Linked DNA regions of Homo sapiens: region 1 is linked to region 2. The links are chromatin loops, found by intact Hi-C in ENCODE. Cell type or tissue: psoas muscle. All regions are shown on one strand. Each heading gives the region's core, and the rest is flanking DNA. Links, peaks and the distances in the headings are about the cores only. Region 1 overlaps YWHAB (tyrosine 3-monooxygenase/tryptophan 5-monooxygenase activation protein beta). Region 2 overlaps OSER1-DT (OSER1 divergent transcript).

Evidence for each region. A loop is a pair of places that touch in the nucleus more often than their neighbours do. Peaks named below come from ENCODE experiments on the same cell type or tissue, not always from the same donor. Only the 100,000 strongest peaks of a DNase experiment are listed, where the experiment ranks them.
Region 1: a loop joins it to region 2, with 4 times the contacts of the local background. A loop is called at or near these places in 21 of 110 quality-filtered maps.

The regions. Positions count from the first base shown.
Region 1 is chr20:44,886,807-44,892,184 of GRCh38, forward strand. The region is part of intron 1 of YWHAB (tyrosine 3-monooxygenase/tryptophan 5-monooxygenase activation protein beta); the gene reads left to right. Among named protein-coding and RNA genes, the nearest start is that of YWHAB, 3.8 kb to the left of the region's middle. In psoas muscle, for the core only: a CTCF peak has its summit at 1,912; no DNase peak of the experiment used is centred there; H3K4me3 peaks cover 2,239 bases.
Region 2 is chr20:44,214,636-44,220,013 of GRCh38, forward strand. It overlaps OSER1-DT (OSER1 divergent transcript), which reads left to right. Exons shown (of 3, transcript NR_038339.2): 2 at 253-368. Among named protein-coding and RNA genes, the nearest start is that of OSER1-DT, 6.4 kb to the left of the region's middle. RefSeq lists a silencer at 586-675. In psoas muscle, for the core only: CTCF peaks have their summits at 601 (motif pointing right) and 2,888 (motif pointing right); DNase peaks (open chromatin) are centred at 586 and 2,886; H3K4me3 peaks cover 565 bases.

The DNA.
Region 1 (5,378 bases), core at 1-5,000, 670 kb after region 2:
ATTTGCCAACCTTTCTGTAAAATACATGTTTCTTGTCGTTGCCTTCATTGCATTTCTCTTTGGTAAGGCTAGATAGCATCAGGTCCTGATTTTGCTTGCCCTGTGTGGGAGATGGAATTTGGCAAGATGATGCTATGAACATAAAATCAGCCTCGGGAACCAAAAGAGAAAGGTGAAGCACTTATAAGAATATGAAAATTGTCTGCATTTCTCATTCTGTCAGTTCATGTGAAGCCAGACACAGATGCAGTTTGTAGACCTGGACACTGCAGCTTTTGCATTTTCATTTGGAAATGTGTATAAGTATTTGTTCTTGGTGAATTTCTTCTTGACTGCTTCCAGTGTACCCTATTTCTTACTTAGGGATATCTCATTTGTTTGAGCCCTCATTTTTCTTGGATCCCTGTCCTTGGCAACACACGGTGTGTGAGTGTAAAACCTGTCAATCTTATTGGACCTAAGTTAGAAATTTAAGTGTGGCTTTCAAAATGGAAGGCTAATAATCCTGTAGCAACTGCAGAATTATTTTCCTGGCCTGTCCTTCCAATGAGATAAGAAACCATTCACCTATCTTGCAGATGAAGTCTTTATGAGAAATGAGGTGATTTGGCCTAGACTATACACCTAGTTTTTTTCAAACTGAATATCCTCATTCATCAGTAGCAAATATTTATGGATTGCCAGCCCCTGGAGTATGACGCCTACCCTGTAATCTTTTGTACATTTCACATCTTGCAGTGCTTGTTATATTGAAGCCATTTTAGAATTGGAGCGCTATAGATCAGGGAGGCAGCCTCTATAAAACCAGGCTGAGCAAATTCCCATGATGCTGGTTCTCTAGGCAGAGTCTCCAGAGATTTGGGCCGCTACAAAAAGTGCATTTTGCCCATTCGGCTGTGGATAGAGAAGCAGGAAGAGCACTGGACTTGGAGTCAGGTAAATTTGGTTGAAATCTTGCCTGCAATATTTTCTAGCTTTCTGAATCTTCAGCATGTTAATCTCTGGTTCTTGGTTTTCTTATTTCCAGGGTTATCATTAAGCCTTTTTTATAAACTGTAAATTGTTAAATATAAGCTTTTGGTTTGTTTTTTAATCAGAGTTCACTATTAATGGCTTTTTCTCTCCAGTTAACATCTGATGACACTAAACCCTGCTTTGTACACATGTTGCTTTCAAAAAATGGTATATTATTATAGGACTTTATTTTGCATATAGGCAAATCCAGTCTTTCTGAATCATTTTCTCGTCTATATAGCACAAATGGTAATGCAGCTTTTGATATATTTTTGTTGCGACAAGCTCAATAATGAAAATAAGCATCTGGGATATAGTTGGGGTTCAATAGATGTTATTGACCATCTGCATGAATATACACGTGTATAGATTAGACATAGCATATATGCTATTCATGGACATTTATATAGAATCCATCCATTTGTGATTTATTCACCAACTGATGAGGTGGTATCAGACAATTAGTCTATAATAATAGTTACCACTTACAGTACTTACTGTGTGCTAAGCTTTCTTTTAAGCACTTTAAGCATATTAGCTCAGTCTTCATAACAACCAATGAAAGGTAAGACTGTTAGCCCCATTTTACAGATGGGGAAACTAAGGCACTGAGAAGGATAATTTTCCCGAGGTCTCACACACAGCGCAAGGTAAGTGCCAGAACCAGGAATGAAACCAGGTGATCTGGTTCTGAGGAATGATATTATAGATTTCTGCATGTGGTAGAGACAGCACATGTATATGTTTTATGTGAACACCATTTAGTCCTTAATTTTTCTTTACACCAATCCTAATAAAGTAAACGTTTGAATGGGAATATTAGCTATTTTTGAAGATAGATACAGGACAATTTATTGTGGAGCATATACCCATTCTGGCCTGTAGGGATGATAATTGCTAGCATGCATCAGGAAGCAAGCTTGTGAACAATCCAGTTTTTCTAGTACTTGCTTCATACTAGGGAGAAAGTCATCAGTTACTTTGGCATAGAATTTTAGGTTCTTCATCTAATAGAATTTGATTGTGACCATTAATTTTTGTTTATCTTACGACTTCATCAGTAGATGTTCAGATTTTTCTCATTTTGTTGGCAGGGAGGAAATGAGGAAATATATCTACGTAAATAGAGAGAAACTTCTAAATTAAAACATCCTGTTGTGCTACCTGCTCTTTCGGTGTCAACAAACTGAGTTTTCCTTTAAATGCTGGTACCTTAGAGAATGAACTAAAATTTCCTTGTAGAGATACTTTTAAGTTCCTTGTTTCTACATTTTTCTAGGGAAAGATGACAATTCACTAGTTAAGGGGCAAGAAATTATGGTTACATAATAGCAACCTTTAAGCTTTAGAATCCTTTTGATCTCTATGTGAATATGATCTTAGCAGTCATCTGTATTGCATGATGGAGAAACTAACGGTTGGAGCTGGATTCTGAGGGAATTTTTCTAAGGGGAATACTTGAGGAAACAGACTAAAAGTGCTTTCTGTCTCATGATATGTGTGCTGAAGGCCAATCATCTTACTGCTTTCTCAACTAAAAGATTTTCTAATAGAGGTGTGGTTATATGTATCTGATACTTGTAATGAGATGTAAATGATCAGTGGCCTCAAGTCATTCCTAGCAGATTGTAGGTTAGTTAACTTTTTTTTTTTTTTTAAATTCTGGCCAGTTCTTTATTATGTAAGTTTTTCCCGTACTGGTTAGTTTATTTTATTGTTTTCCCTAAAAGAACCAACAGGAGGTTATTTCTGAATGGCCTTGACCAGGACAAGAAGATTGAAGGCTACAATAAAGTAGATATGAGTCCTGTCTATTATTATTATTTGCCCTCAGCTAAGAGCTTTCCTTTAAAATTTGTTTGACATTTTGGTAAGTCTTTGGCATGTTTTTATGCTGTTTTTAACTCCTTGATTTTGTTTTTATTTTTAAAGCTAGATAACATTAGCTTAATAGGCCAGTTTTAAAATTTCACTGTAACAACCTTGTATAGTTCTTTTAAAAGTTGACAATTCTCTCTTTTCCTTAAGTGAGCATTGGAGTTCATAATTGATCTTTAGGAGATAGGGTTACATAAAGGAAAGAGCATTAATTTTAAAATTAATGTTGGTTTAGATCCCAGATCTGCCATATATAGCTGTGTGACCCTGAATGAGTTAACTCTTTGCATTTATAAAACGGGACAATGTCACCTGCCTCATAGGATACTTAGGATCAAATGCGTTTCTAGGAATCCCTGAGTGCTTTGCAGGCCATAAATGATGGATGGATATTTTTGTTATTTACTAAACGAGTTAGCTGGTTTGGGTTTCTGTATAGTGAACTTTTTGTATAGCGAACTGATTGGACTTCTGAATGGAGGAGATGGACAGAAAGTAATCCAAAGGCTTGTTGAAAGTCAGTTTGAATCTATAAATACAATGATTGGTAGCTGAAAAATATTAGTCAAAATGTATAGTGTTGCTCCTGATGAGAGCTGGCTGGCTTTTTTCAAAAAGTAGTCTAAGACAATAAAAACAGTCTGTATTTTATAGGTCAGATGTGTGCTACCTTCCTCTGTCCACGTAGGAAATAATTGCTTTTTCACTTTTTAAGAATGCATCAGTTGATCAAGCAGTCACTCAGTGTGCTAGGCCTTGTACTCCACATTGGGTGTCCAAAGATACAAGTCTGGATTCCTACTTTTTTTTTTTTTTTTTTTTTTTTTTGTGAGATGGAGTCTCACTCTGTCACCCAGGCTGGAGTGCAGTGGCACGATCTTGGCTCACTGCAACCTCTGAAGCCCGGGTTCAAGCAATTCTCCTGCCTCAGCCTCCTGAGTAGCTGGGATTACAGGCGCCTGCCACTGCGCCCAGCTAATTTTTGTATTTTTAGTAGAGACAGGGTTTCGCCATCTTGGCCAGGCTGGTCTTGAACTCCTGACCTTGCGATCCACCTGCCTCGGCCTCCCAAAGTGCTGGGATTACAGGCGTGAGCCACCACGCCTGGCTGGATTCCTACTTTAAGCTCACAATCCGGTGTGGGAGCCAGCAGAGACACTTGCATTGCAGTAAACTGTGATAAGGGCCATTTTAGAAATAAGCATAGGGAAATTGTTATGTGCCTTTCTTTTAAAAGTCTTTAAAGAAAGCAGAGTACGTGTAAAATAAATGAGGTACATAGTAAGTTTCCCTTCACTGGCTGACCATTGGTTTTTTAAGTTTTGTGTGGAATGTACTGTGGTTGCCATTTATTTGAGTGCTTACTGTTTTATATCATAAACAGGTTTACTCCTTACAGGAACCCTAGTAAGTAGATTTGCCTATGTTTTTTTTTTTCTTCACAGAGTCTTGCTCTGTCGCCTAGGCTGGAGTGCAGTGGCGTGATCTCAGCTCACTGCAGCCTCTGCCTTCAGGCTGCCTCAGCCTCCCAATTAGCTGGGATTACAGGCGCCTGCCACTATACCCGGCTAATTTTTTTATATATTTAGTAGAGACGGGGTTTCACCATGTTGGCCAGGCTGGTCTTGAACTCCTGACCTCAAGTGATCACCCTCCTCGGCCTCCCAGAGTGCTGGGATTACAGGCGTGAGCCACCACGCCCAGCCCAGATTTGCCTGTATTATGGATGAGAAAACAAATTCACAGAGGTCACATAGCCTGTGGACTTGGTGTGCGGTACTGGTAAATCAGACTGATAGGCTTCATTATGTCAGTGGGCCCCAAACTGTAGAAATTATTCATAAGGTCAACCAATTGGGCTGTCTTTATGGATCAGAATTAACATAGTGTCTTTTGGATTGATTACTTAAGCCAAGAAGTCAATTTATTGTCATATCTACCATTAAGTCACATGTGTAACCTTGCGCCTGTCACTTAACACCCTCAGTAAGTTTAATCATGGCTAATTGGACATAATTAGCAATGATATGCAACAGCTGATGTGAAAGAGGGAAGGGATTTTGAAATAATAGAAATGCAGTTTCTCTCCAAATTCAGTGTTCACTGGACTTAGTGCTAATGACTTTGTATTACAGATATGCTGTGTTTTGTTTCCTAACAAAGAACCTGCAAATGTTTGAATGGAATTAAATTTATTACAGGACTCTAAATTTTATATGTAGAATGGCACACAGACAGTTTTATAGTGGGTGTTTTTTAGTGAGTAGTTTTCTCTGAGAGCCAGGAGTGTTTAACTTTTTCTGGGTAACACCCACTAACCACCTGGTCCCACTGACTTTCTCAGTCCCTTCTGCAGTAGCTTGGCATCTGATTTTTCTTCAGCAGAGAGACTCCAGAACTAAAACTTCTGCTGTACAGTGCTGTGGATGCTCTATCTGGAATGGTACATCTGTGAATGCTGTTCAGAATATGTGATCAGTTCCTTA
Region 2 (5,378 bases), core at 85-5,084:
GAAAATCTGAATGTGTCTTATAATCGCCAGTGTGTCCTGGTTTAATTGGTAGTATTTTTTTCTTTCTTACTTGTTCCTACAGTAAGTGGTGAGTCTTTAAAATGATGGTGTCTTAGAATTGATGAAAATACAGTGTATCCCCAAGGCCTGAACTCTATGTGGCACATAGTTGGCTCTCAATAATTACTTGTTAAAGGAAGGCATTGAGTGTTGTGTGCCAGAAACTATTGAAACCTTTTTTTTTTTTTTGAGATCTCGCTCTGTCACCCAGGCTGGAGTGAAATGGCACAATCTTGGCTCACTGTAACCTCCGCCCCCAGGTTCGACTGATTCTCGTGCCTCAGCCTCCTCAGTAGCTGGGATTACAGGTGAGCACCACCATGCTCTGCTAATTTTTGTATTTTTAGTAGCAATTTATATCATTCCAGCAGACTCTTAGAAAGTAGATGGGGAGGGTGGGGAATGTAAGAGAGACCAGTTAGAAGACACTCGAAATAATCTGAGGGAAGACCAGAATGGGAACCATGGCTGAAGGATGGTGAGACCAGCAGGGCTCGGCAGCCTGCTGAGCAGATGTCTGGCCTGAGCCGTGCCAGTAGGTGGCCCCCTTCACTAAGGAAGGGAATCCAAGAAGACTAGGTTTGGGGAGTGTGAGACGGTTTGGTTTTGAACATAAAAGTTTCAAGTGCAGATGAAAGGAGGAATCAGGTCCCAAAGGCTGCAGCAAGGGACTTATCCTGAGGTTTCTCCTTCTGAGAACTGTAGGAGCTATGGAAAGAAATGACCAAATTTATTTTAGAAAGATGACTGGTTTCAGCGTGAGCCGGCATGGTGATCCAGGCCTGAGATGATGGTGATCGAAGGGGCAGGTGGCCCTAAGTATGGAGAACAAGTGAGCCGATTGGAAAGTTGCGTAGATCAGGCCTTGGGGAGAGATTGACTACGAACAGGATGGGCAGTGAGAGAAAGCTGACAATGATACTTTGCTTTCCAGTTTGAGCAACTGAATGGATATTGGTGCCCATCTCAATTAAACTCTGTTGAACCCAGCTGACAGTGAGCAGAGGAAGAACATTTAAATGGAGAATCATAGTAACAGCTAATACTTTCTTTTATTTCTTTCCTTTTCTTTTCTTTTTTTTGAGACAGAGTCTTGCTCTGTTGCCCAGGCTGGGGTGCAGTGGTGCAATCTTGGCTCACTGCAACCTCTGCTTCCCTAATTCAAGTGATTCTCCTGCCTTAGTCACCCACGTGTGCCACCATGCCTGGCTAATTTTTGTTTGTTTGTTTGTTTGTGGAGACAGCGTTTTGCCATGTTGGCCAGGCTGCTCTCGGACTCCTGGCCTCAAGTGATCTGCCTGCCTCAGCCTCCCAAAGTGCTGGGACTGCAGGCATGAGCTACCATGCCCAGCCTATGAGGGCTAATACTTTCATAGCTCTTCCTATGCATCAGAAGACTCATTTTAATTCTCACCACAATTCTATGAGATTACCATTATCACACTCATCTTCCAGATGAGGAAACTGAAGCAAAGAGAAGTTAAGTAACTCACCAAGGTCACACAGCTAACAAGTGGCAGAGCTAGAATTTGAACCTAGGCAGCTTGGTAGAGTCTGTGCTGTCACTGCCTCTCTGTGCTGATATATCTCTAAATTAGTTCAGTTTGGACAGAGTGAACCTGAGAGATCCGTGGGGCAGCCGCGTGGAGGTGTCTAGCAGGCATGCAGATATATGGTTCTGAAGCTCACATGGGAGGTGGGGACTGGAAATAAAGACTGTGGAGTCTGCATACAGGTGGCCATTGAAGCCACAGGAAAGGTCAGGACCCTTAAGGAGAGGGTGGGAGATAATCAGAGGAAAGAAACAAGGGAGCCCTGGAAGGCAAACACAAGCATTCCAGTTGTGGGAAGGACATAGTCCTTTCTGCAAATGAATACACTGCACCTGGCTTATAGATCTTCAGTCAACAGATAGTCCATCCCGCAGAATTTGTTTGGCTCTGGGTACCCTGACAAAATGGAGTTCCTGGAGCCACAGCCCTAAGGACCTGCCTCAATGGTGGTGATCCTCCCCACTTTCTTCTACCATGAGAGTCCACTGGGGGCCTGTTGGCTTCTCTGGGCATCTGTTTTTTGCCCCTCCCTACAACTGAAGAGCCTCCAGCTCCTCTGTCTACCACCCGTCCACTTCGTCAGCTCAGGTCCCCTCCCTGTCTCTACGACCACAGTAACATTTCACCTGGAGCTTCTTCAGGTCCCTCCTGAACTTATTTTCAGCCCTTTACCCGTACATTTCTTGTATCTCCTGCTAGATTCTAAATTTCTGGAGGGCAAGAAAAACCTATTATGTTGACTTTCCCTCCCTCAACTCCTGCTCCCCTGTGTGTGTTAAATGGCCCGACCCCGTTGTCCCATGGGACTTCGCATGCAGTCCACCAGAATAGGAGCTGTACCTACCACAGGAGCCAGTGAGTCCATCAGTCAGTCAGTCATCTCAGCAAATAATTCCAGTTGTCTACTGGCTTTCTGGAAACATGACTGGGGACTGTTGATGCCTTTGACAGTTGATTCAAGCAGCAGGACCTTTCACAACAGCCTCCTGTTTTTGTGGATGGGGAATAGGCAAGGGTTGGGAAGCGGGAATTCGCCGCTCTTTCTTGTCATTCTCTTCATAGCCCCCAAGCTACTGTGGTCTATTGTTTTGATAGTTGCTTTCCCGAAATGTTAACAGGATGGAGAGTAAAGGAGGTAAAGGAGGACTCTGATGCCTCAGCCATGCGCCTGTGTGCCGATTCCCATTAAGCCTGCACCAATTTGATTTCCAAGACTCCAGTCAATCCTCAGAGCTCCAGGAGGGGAGGGGCAGCTTTTCCTGGTAGCTGCTGATCACCAGCAGAGGGAGCCCTAGGACTGCAGGGCCTCTTTCCTTACCGTTGGTGAAGCCCTTCACTGTGGCTTCAAAACTGTGGAAGACCCGGGATTTGTGGATCACTTGCCTTTAGAATAGAATCAAGAAATAAAGCTGCAGAAGAAAGAATCTCCATGTGGTAAGGATTGGAAGGGAGTGTTGAGAGGGGCTTTTGGGGTGCTGGTAATATTGTTCTTTGACCCGATGTTGGTTATAGGAGTGTGTGCTATAATGTGGTATATGTACATTTTTCTGTGCGTATAACTAAACTTCAGTTAAAAGTTTTTAAAACTTAAACATCTCTATGTATACCACAAAATAGGTATCAGGTTAGGGTGAGCGGTTTTTTTCCCTACAATTCTTAACCTTATCTGAGTCACAAGACAGCCCTCCCTCCCTTCCTCCGAGAAAGCCACAGACCACTGGTTAAGGACTTCTCCTGCAGCAGCCGAATAGAGAAAGTGAGCAAAGGACATGAGCAGACGGTTCACAGCAAAAGAAATACAAATAGCACTTAAACTTATGAAAAAATGCTCAATCTCAATCTTCAAAGAGAAGTGCTTATAAAAAGTATGCGGAGATACCATTTTTAACCTGTCAGATTGGCAGAAATCCCAAAGCTTGACAGCATGCCCTGTGGATGGGGCTGGAGGTGGGGGAGTCGGGAGAATAAATAGCAGGACTTTTAATACATTACCAGTGGGATTGTGAAATTGACAGCCCTGTTGATTTGGGCAATATCTACCAAAATTACAAGTCTAAGAGTCTACCCTGTAGATGACATTTGTACCTATATGTAATAATTTATGTAAAAGATGATCCATTGCAACATTGGCTGCAATAGCAAAAGATCAGAAACAACTGAAGTGTATGTACAGGACTGGTGCATCCACAAAGCAAAATACTATATAACTGGGAAAAAGTTTGAGGAAGCTGTGTGTGCGCTGAGGAAAGATCTCTAAGATATAGGTGAAAAAAAGCACGACGTACAGCTAAGAATATATGTTTGTATTGCTTCTATCTTCATAAAGAAAAACTGATAAGCTAGACAAGTAACTAAGAAGTGTTTCAGGAAGTGGTTGGGGGCCAGCAGGAGGGGCCGGGCTTCTGAGTGTATACCTTGTGTTCTGATTTTTGAATCATGTCAGTGTATAACCTGTGCAAAACAAAACAAAGTTTAGAGTTCCTGCTCTAAAGCTGCTGAGCTAAGCCTTTAGGAATTCATAAATTATTATATCTGCCCAATTAAAGAATAGGTGGGTTTGGTTTTTCAGTTTGAACTGAGCTGTGTCTTGGTGAGAGTCTTCAGCTTACTCCACATTTGAACACAGTTCAGGAAAGTGTATTGCAGTTTCCTGGCTCAGCCTAACTCTCAAGAATTCTTTCTTTACCCTCCATATGCTCAAAACCAATCTTGCCCCTCAAGTGTTGACACTCAGCTAGCTATCATTTTTCAAAGTATTTCATTTTCAGCTTATGTATTCATGAGCATCTAACTCTGCCTGAGGGGGAGAAGAGAAGTTTTCACCAGAAAAGTATATCTGTGTTTTCAGAAACCAATAGATATGAAATCTTGCTCTCCATCCCTTATCTTTGCCTGTCTCTATAGCCATCCTTTCTCCTTTCCCTCCTCCTAGCTAAAACCAATCCCAGCTCTCCTCCCTTCTCAGGAAACTCACTTTCTTCTGTATATGCAAACACACATCATGTCTTCTGTCATAGTAAAACCAAAAACAAAAAAAGCAAACCCCAAACCCACAAAGCCCCCTTCTACCCAGGTTCCCCACAGAGCTCCTGTCCTTTTCTCCCTGTTGGAGCCTTAGCCAGTGGCTCTACTTCTTCCCCTCTCCACCCACCCCCCTTCTCTCTCTCTCTGGGTCGGTCTCTCTCTGTCTCTCTCTCTCTCTCAGTGGCTGTACTTCTTCCCCTCTCCACCCACCCCCCTTCTCTCTCTGTGTGTGTGTGTGTGTGTGTGTGTGTGTGTCTCTGTGTCTCTGTCTCACCACCCTTTCTTCAATCTACTGCAACCAGACTTCTATCTCACCAAAACGTTCCTTGCCAAGGTCATGGATAACCTCCTTGTTGCTGAATACAGTGGCCCTAGTCTCATTCTCATGTTGCTTGAGTTTTGAGCCCTGCCTGACGCTGAACACAGCCGCCTCCTCCACTCGCTCTCCTTTCAGTCCCTGTGGCCACTGCTCACAGGGGCACCCTCTCAGCCTCACCTTTTCTATCTCCTCTGCAGGCTCCTCTTTTCTTGCCGGTCTGCTGACCCTCAGGGGCCATGCCTTGGCTGTCTTCTCATCTCACATTCACTTCCAGGATGATGCCGGGTTGGAGAATATGGAAAACAAATCTGACTTGCTCGAGTGAAAAAGGAATCCACTAGAAGAATGTCAGAAAGCTCACTCAACAAAAGGAAAAGCTAAACAGCTAGGCCTTATCAGCCTGGGAGCCAGACCGAGCCCTT